Regions from separate parts of the Homo sapiens genome. Here region 2 is linked to region 1. Evidence: chromatin loops called from intact Hi-C (ENCODE). Cell type or tissue: ovary. All regions are shown on one strand. Each heading gives the region's core, and the rest is flanking DNA. Links, peaks and the distances in the headings are about the cores only.

The links. Peaks named below come from ENCODE experiments on the same cell type or tissue, not always from the same donor. Only the 100,000 strongest peaks of a DNase experiment are listed, where the experiment ranks them.
Region 2: it touches region 1 in a loop (9-fold over the local background); 1 of 110 quality-filtered maps calls a loop at or near these places.

Annotation. Positions count from the first base shown.
Region 1 is chr4:94,167,528-94,171,924 of GRCh38, forward strand. All of the region lies in intron 1 of SMARCAD1-DT (SMARCAD1 divergent transcript), which reads right to left. Among named protein-coding and RNA genes, the nearest start is that of SMARCAD1-DT, 38 kb to the right of the region's middle. In ovary, for the core only: no CTCF peak of the experiment used is centred there; a DNase peak (open chromatin) is centred at 2,235.
Region 2 is chr4:93,900,472-93,904,868 of GRCh38, forward strand. No RefSeq gene overlaps it. Among named protein-coding and RNA genes, the nearest start is that of ATOH1, 74 kb to the left of the region's middle. In ovary, for the core only: no CTCF peak of the experiment used is centred there; no DNase peak of the experiment used is centred there.

The sequences.
Region 1 (4,397 bases), core at 132-4,131:
TGAAATAAAACATTGCCAAGGGCTTTCTTGCTACAAGTTTATGAATAAATAGACTGTTAATTTTGCCACATGCTTAGTTTTGTCTTTAACCATAATTGTATATGATATGTTAAACTATCTCCTAAATATCTCTGAATCCATCTTTTTCTCCCCATCCCCACTAATATTCTTTTTTTTTTTTTTTTGAGACAGAGTTTCACTCTTGTTGCCCAGACTGGAGTGCAATCGCACTATCTCAGCTCACTGCAACCTCTGCCTCTTGGGTTCAAGCGATTCTCCTGCCTCAGCCTCCCAAGTAGCTGGGATTACAGGCATGCGCCACCATGCCGGACTAATTTTGTATTTTTTAGTAGAGAGGGCGTTTCACCATGTTGGTCAGGCTGGTCTCGCACCCCTGACCTCAAGTGACCCACCTGCCTCGGCCTCCCAAAGTGCTGGGATTACAGGCGTGAGCCACCACGCCCAGCCAGTACTAATATTCTTATTATGCATCATCTAGAATGAGAATTAGTCCAGGAAGTGATCTCTTTGCCTCCAATGTCCTCGGATTCATCCTTGTCTTGCTGACAAAGTATTATTGGTAGAAGGCAAATGCATTCACACCCTTCTTTTATTTTAATGGCATCCCCAAAGCTAACTAACGTAATAATACCCAAATGCTTTCCAAAAGACTTGCAATAATAGTAATAGTAGTAGAATATTCTAATGAAAATAAATTAATACGTGTTAATTTATAATAAGAGTTTCCATTAACCTTGACAAATACTCTGAAGGGTAGAAAGGCTTTGTTATCCTAGCTGAGAAATCTAAGATTCAAGGAAGCTAAATGAAATTGCTCAAGGTAACTTAGCTAGTAAGTAGCGGATCCAGAATCTAAAACTGTGTTTATCAGATTCCAAAGCCCATGCTTTCCTGAATGCCCTCCCCAACAGCCATACTGAATTCTTTCCATTCTTTCAGTATGCTGTGCTGGCTCATACATCCTTCCCTCTGTACATGCTTCTGTCACTCTCATCTTCTGTGAAACTTTCCCACACCTTCACTCTCCCCAGGCAGAGATGACTGTTTCCTCTCCCTACTGCTGCTTTAGCTGAAACTTGCCTCTTTCATAGTCTTCATCACACTTTAATATTATATAAATAATTCCTTACATTGGCATTTCACAAAATTGTAAGCTCTTTGAGAACAAGGCGTTCTACTCCATTTTCCAGTTTTAAAAAAAGTGTTAGGCCAGGCGCAGTGGCTCACGCCTGTAATCCCAGCACTTTGGGAGGCCGAGGCGGGCCGATCACAAGGTCAGGAGATTGAGACCACGGTGAAACCCCGTCTCTACTAAAAAAAATACAAAAAATTAGCCGGGGGTGGTGGCGGGCACCTGTAGTCCCAGCTACTCTGGAGGCTGAGGCAGGAAAATGGCGTGAACCCGGAGGGTGGAGCTTGCAGTGAGCCGAGATGGCGCCACTGCACTCCAGCCTGGGCGACAGAGCGAGACTCCGTCTCAAAAAAAAAAATTAAAAAAAAAAGTGTTACTCTGACATACCAAATGACATAGAATTTTCAGAGAATGAAAAAAAACCTTTTTTTATTGCTCATTAAGGCTCTTCAACAAAGAAAGGAAACGGAGATGATAATTAGTTATTTCCTCAGTGAGTTAGTTTGAAGACTAAATCAGTGGTTCTAAAACCTGACTGTAAACTGAAATTCCCTTAGGAGAGTGGGATAATGTGAATCTCCAGATCTTATGCCATATCTTGTGATTCATAAATTGTATATGATTCATGATTCTATGTGCATGTGGATATCCAGGGGGATCTACTAAGCAACTAGATTTGGCTACCACAGAATTTAATGTTATAAGCTATTTAAACACTCATTAAACACAATGCCCAGCCCATGGTAAATGCTCAATAAATGTTAAATGATAACACCTTACAAATGTCATACTACTTCACAATTTACAACGTATTCACACAATAATTATTCCACTTGATCTTCAGAACAATACCAGTGATATGGTTTGGATCTGTGTCTTCACCCAAATCTCATGTGGAATTGTAGTCCCCAAAGTTGGAGATGGAGCCCAGTGGGAGGTGATTGGATCATGGGGGCAAATTTTTCCCCTTGGTACTATTGAGAGGTGACAGCCTGCTGGCAGCCCTTGCAGCCCTCGCTCACTCCCGGCGCCTCCTCTGCCTGGGCACCCACTCTGGCGGTGGTTGAGGAGCCCTTCAGCCCGCCGCTGCACTGTGGGAGCCCCTTCCTGGGATGGCGGAGGCCGGAGCCAGCTCCCTCAGCTTGCGTGCAGGGAGGTGTGGAGGGAGAGGCGCGAGCGGGAACCAGGGCTGCGCGAGGCGCTCGCGGGCCAGCTGGAGTTCTGGGTGGGCGTGGGCTTGGTGGGCCCCGCACTCGGAGCCGCCGGCCGGCCCCGCCAGCCCCGGGCAGTGAGGGGCTTAGCACCCGGGCCAGCAGCTGTGGAGGGTGCACCGGGTCCCCCAGCAGTGCCGGCCCACCTGCGCTGCGCTTGATTTCTCACGGCCCTTAGCTGCCTCCCCATGGGGCAGAGCTCGGGACCTTCAGCCCGCCATGCCTGAGCCTCCCCACCCCCGCCCTGGGCTCCTGCGCAGCCCCAGCCTCCCAGACGAGCGCCGCCCCCTGCTCAATGGCGCCCGGTCCCATCGACCGCCCAAGGGCTGAGGACTGCTGGCACACCGCTGCTACTGGCAGGCAGCTCCACCTGCGGCCCCAGTAGGGGATCCACTAGGTGAAGCCAGCTGGGCTCCTGAGTCTAGTGGGGACTTGGAGAAACTTCATGTCTAGCTAACTTTGTCTAGCAATCAGCACTCTGTGTCTGGCTCAAGGTTTGTAAATGCACCAATCAGCACTCTGTGTCTAGCTCAGGATTTGTAAATGCGCCAATCAGCACCCTATGTCTAGCCCAGGGCTTGTGAATGCACCAATCAGTGCTCTGTGTCTAGCTAATCTAGGGGAGACTTGGAGAACTTTTGTGTCTAGCTCAGGGATTGTAAATGCACCAATCAGCACCCTGTCAAAATGGACCAATCAGCTCTCTGTAAAACAGACCAATCAGCTCTCTGTAAAATGGACCAATCAGCAGGATGTGGGTGGGGCCAGATAAGGGAATAAAAGCAGGCTGCCCAAGCCAGCAGTGGCAAACCCCCTGGGTCCTCTCCTGCACCGTGGAAGCTTTGTTGTTTTGCTCTTTGCAATAAATATTGCTGCTGCTGACTGTTTGGGTCCATGCTGCCTTTATGAGCTGTAACACTCACCGCGAAGGTCTGCAGCTTCACTCCTGACGCCAGGGAGACCATGAACCCACCAGAAGGAAGAAACTCCAAACACATCTGAACATCAGAAGGAACAAACTCCGGACATGCTGCCTTTAAGAACTGTAGCACTGACTGCAAGGGTCCGCGGCTTCATTCTTGAAGTCAGTGAGACCAAGAACCCAACAATTCCGGATACACTATGTAGGGATAGTGAGCAAGTTCTCATGAGATCTAGTTGTTTAAAAGTGTGTGGCTTTTTTTTAACACTTTTTGGTTAAAGTGTTAAACCACCCCACCTTCCTCCTACTCCAGCCATGTGAAGATGCCTGTTTCCCCTTCACCTTCCACCGTGGTTATAAGATTCCTGAGGCCTCCCCAGAAGCAGAAGCTGCTATGCCTCCTATACAGCCTGCAGAACTGTGAGCAAATTAAACCTCTTTTCTTTGTAAATTACACAGTCTCACATATTATTTTATAGCAATTTTTAAATTCTTTTATTTTATAGCAATTTGAGAACAGACTAACACAAAGATCAACATTAATCTCTCTCATCCCAAACTATTCAGTAGAATGTAATCACTTAAATGCTGTCTCCTTCTATTGGAATGAAATAAAGAGATGAAGACCCCTTAAAAATAAAACTTTCTTTAGCCTGAAAAAACTCATCTGCTCTTCCAATGGTAGATTGAATATGATGACTCCCAGCTTTGGGTAATCAGATCTCTAGCTTGTTTAAATGGCATTTAGATCCACTGGTCATTAGGAGGAGAAAATAAAGAGTACTGGTTGGGCAATCAACACTGTTGTAAGAGTTATCTTTAGGCAAGATACAAATCTATATTTAGCCAAAAGAGTACCAAACCTTTATTTTCCAAGAAGGAAGAACACCAAAAGAATGAGAAAAGATGCTGTTGTAAACGTGATGCCAAATTGTGCAATTCCTACTCGCTCATGCAACTTCAGAAAGCTGAAGTTGAGCAAATTCTTCCAAATTTTTGCTTCCGGAAGTCCCAGCAGGGCACCCTAGTGGTAATACTAAGAATTACATCTAATATATTGAGTAATCTCTGTCAATAAATGAACATAGAAAGTCATAAAAAAGATATACAA
Region 2 (4,397 bases), core at 135-4,134, 270 kb before region 1:
CTCCACATCTGCTTATATCTTTTAAACTCATATCTACCTGTGAGTTTTACATATATATAAACAAAGAATTTTTTTTTGCAAAGAAAACCTTAAATATTTCATCCAAGGATGACAATGAATATTGATGTTATTTTGCTGTACATATTTTCATGTATATAACATTGATGTGAATTCTCTTAATTAGTGGAGTTAGGTTTTTCCACATATTACATTTGTAATGGCATTTAAGCAAGTGTAAGATTTAGAAAATTTTATTTATCACATAATTGACAATTATCATCCTTTACTTATTTTCATGTAAGCTCATGATTACATCACAACTGTCCTGAAATATCTTACAGTAAAAGTATCCCTTGCCTAAGTTCTTCATTGTAAATATCTAGTTTCTTTTCAACACACTCTGTTGTCCATTTTGTGAACCAGTTTTTGCTCATAAGTCATGTAAGCTGCTGTGGGAAACTGCTTTTCTTGCCCCATTGTCTGTTTCTAACCTCTCAATTTCACTTTGAGGAATGACTTAAACTATAGCGGTGCTAGAAATTCTAAATAGAAGGGACTATTCCATAGCAATCTGGTTGGGAGTTTGTTGCTATCTATGCCGTTGTCTAACGAATTATCTAATGAGTTATCTCATTAGATAATGAGATATTTAAAAAGAAGCCTTCTTTTTTAAACCTTCTTATTAAAAAAGAAGCCTGTGCCTGCACTTTCCAAGATGCAGCCTGCTTGCAAATTTACCAGATGAATAAAAGGACATCCAGCAAGAAAGGAAAGTCAAAACGAATATACTGAAAATCACTAGTGCTCAAGTTCCAAACTGTTGCAATAAATTTAAGGCAACTGCTAACTACCTAAGAAAAAAAAAAATCCAGGATTTACAATGAAGGAGAAGAAGCTAGATCTAAATCCTGATTTTTGACCTTTGAGATTTACCTTTTCCTTGGGAATTCCTAACTAATTTAACCTGCTCCCATGATGATACCCACTAGCAGAGGTAGGAGGCCACGAGTTCTCATCTACCCTTTAATTCCTGATCCAAGGCTGGAGCGTTCAAATATGAAATTACTCAAGGCTAGAAAAATCTTTAATGTGAGATTAAATGACATAATGCAAAGTGATCTTCAAAATCTAAATTATCTAAATCCAGTTTCAAGGTTTCGTGAGCTCCTCTGTCTAATACACTAGCCATTAGCCACAAATGACTATTAAGCACTTGAGATATGCCTAGTCCAAATTGAAATGTGCTGAAAGTATAAAATGCACACTGGATTTCAAAGACTTAGTACAAAAAAGAATGTAAGATCTCATTAAAATTTTTATACTGAATACATATTGAAATGATAACATTTTAGACATATTCAGTTAAATACAATACAAAATGAAAATTATGTTTTCTGTTTTTTAGTCCATTTTAAAGTGGTTACCAGAAAAATTTAAATTACATACATGATTTTTACTATATTTCTATTGGAAAGTGCTCTAAAGCAATGCTTCAGTAATGTTCTTGCCTTTTCCTCAGCCTGTCCCCCTCACAGAAACTTTTAGAAATGTATTGGCTTAGGTTGAAGATTCTGGACTTTAGCAGACCTGAATTTACATTCCAATTCTCCACTTAATAGCTGAGTGACTTTGGACATATTACTTAAACTTTATGCCTCAATTTCCCCAGCTATACAATAGAGATAATAATATATTGCCCACCTACATCATATGGTTACTGTGAAGATTAAATTAAAACTTTAAATTTCTTATTTTCTTCAAACATAAGAATTACTCAGTTATAATTATGTTCTTCCTAATGTACATTCCTGCTATCCAGGGACTCTTCTTAATGTTCCTAGATTCATCATGTCTAGACTTAAGAGAGTAAAACCTCAAGAACACTCAATATTATTCCCTTCCCTGTGTAAATAAAGCATGTCTTATTTTTACTGGATGGCTGATATAGTTTGGATCTGTGTCCCTACCCAAATCTCAAATCGAATTGTAATCTCCATTTTAGAGGTGGAGCCTTAGGGAGAAGACTGGATCATGGACGCCGATTTCCCCCTTTGCACTGTATCACAATAGTGAGTGAATTCTCATGAAATCTGGTTGTTTAAAAGTGCTATAGCTTCTCCCTCACCCCTCTTCCTCCTGCTTCAGCCATGTGAAGTGCTCATTCCCACTTTGCCTTCCACTGTGATTGAAAGTTCCCTGAGGCCACCCCAGAAGCCGAGCAGAAGCTGCTACGCTTCTCATACAGCCTGCAGAAACACAAGCCAGTTAAACCTCTTTTCTTTATAAATTACCTGGTCTCAGATATTTATTTACAGCAGTGGGAACAGACTAATACAATGGCTGATACACAGGATAACAACTTTTCAAAATAGGTCAAGCGTAATCATCTGGATGTAGCCTACTTATAAGACATAGCTAGGTGAACAATGTTCAAATTAGAAATATACATGTAAATATAGGACAGTTGGTTTATTACATAAATTTAACAACATAAATCATATAATATTGAAGAAATCTGACATAAAATGTCATCAACTAATGTGACTAAATATTTCACTGAATAAACTGCCTTGCTTTGTTTTTTAATGGAATTGTCTAATATAATCCAGTATTCAAAATTAGAATCAGCAGAAACAATGTTTATAATATAAAATATTACTTTACTCATATAAACAAAACTATGGTGGCTCTGCATTTGGAACACTGCTTGGAATTTGTTTGCCAAACCTAAAGCATACATAATAAAATGAGGGATTATTAAGCTCATAGCAAATAAAATAATCAATAAGAACGAAATGTTTCTGAATAATTACAAAAAGAGAAAAGCCCAAGCATGGGGAAAAGGAAAACTCAACATAGTTATCACCTCTAAGGGTGATAATTAAGGATTGAAGGCACAGGTTCGATTATGACTAAGGACATCATCTTATTTACTAAAGTCTTTAATTCTAAAACTAGTAGGCAATTCTAGAAATTTGAAAGAGACAACTTAATGTGTATTAAATACTCTGGGTACTTAACTTGATACATCATCCCAAGAAATAATATAGAAAATGGTTTAATATGTAGGGGTTTAAACTAACTGATGGATGCTGAAGCTAAAACAGTATATTTTTAAAAGAAAGTAGAGATGCTCTAGAAATTATATCACGAGGGCTGCTATACCCTTCATCTTAAACATGCTTTTGTGCCATTATTAGCGTTACAAAGAGTAATCCTGTCTTGGGAAACAGGCAGAAAGTTCTTAGTTGACTATATAGAAGAGACAGAAGGCAGGTATTTAGAACTTAAATTAAACTTTACAGACACGATCACTTGGCTGCAGATATGAAGAAAAAATGTCGTTCAGCAACAGACTGGGGTCAGCACAGGCTGTGGCAAAGGCCACCAGGTGGGGGGTCTTAGGTGGCGCAACACACTTTTCCCTGTAGGCAGGTTGAGCCCAGCAGCACTACATCCAGGAGAAGGCTACTTAGAATCCAAGTCAGAGAGCCAGAGGTGATTGGAGAGGAGCATCGTAACAACAAGCCTGTGGTCAGACACAGGATTCCAGTTTCTTAGTGGTATGGAAGACAAAAGACTATTAAGAATTAGGAAAAGCCTCAGTCTTAAGTGGATTGCAGCTATAGGCTAGTGGTTCTCAGCTGGGAGTGATTTTGCCCCATCCCCAACCCTCTCCCCTCAGAGACATTAGGAAATGTATGAAGATATTTTTATTGTCACAGTTGTGGGTGGTGAGTGCTTCTAGCATCCAGTGGGTAAAGGCCAGGGATGCAAAATATCCTACAACACACTTGGCAACCCCTTCACAACAAATGGTTATCTGGCCCAAAATCACAATAGGACTGATACTCTAAGTAGATTTCCAAGATGAAACTTGAACAGGCCAGGCGTGGTGGCTCACGCCTGTAATCCCAGCACTTTGGGAGGCCGAGGTGGGTGGATCACCAGAGGTCAGGAGTTTGAGACCAGCCTGGACAACATGGTGAAACCCCATCTCTACTGAAAATACAAAAATTAGCCAGGCATGGTGGCTTGTGCCTGTAATCCCAGCTACTTGGAAGGCTAAGGCAGGAGAATCACTTGAACCCAGGAAGCAGAGGTTGCAGTGAACTGAGATGGCGCCACTGCACTCCACAGCCTAGGAGACAGGGCAAGACCTGTCTCAAAAAAAAAAAAAAAAAAAAAAAACTTGAACAGAGAATAGCACTGAAGTCCAAAATAGATTATAAGGTGGGAACCAGGTGTCAGCATGAAGTAAACTCAAAAGAGATCAGGCCCAGCCTCGCAACAGGTATGAGTTGACACTACATTCCCATGTATTGGGCCAGAACTGCTATGAGGCATTGTGTTATAGGTGAAGAAAACAAATCTACATTCAACTCTAGGTCTCCCAA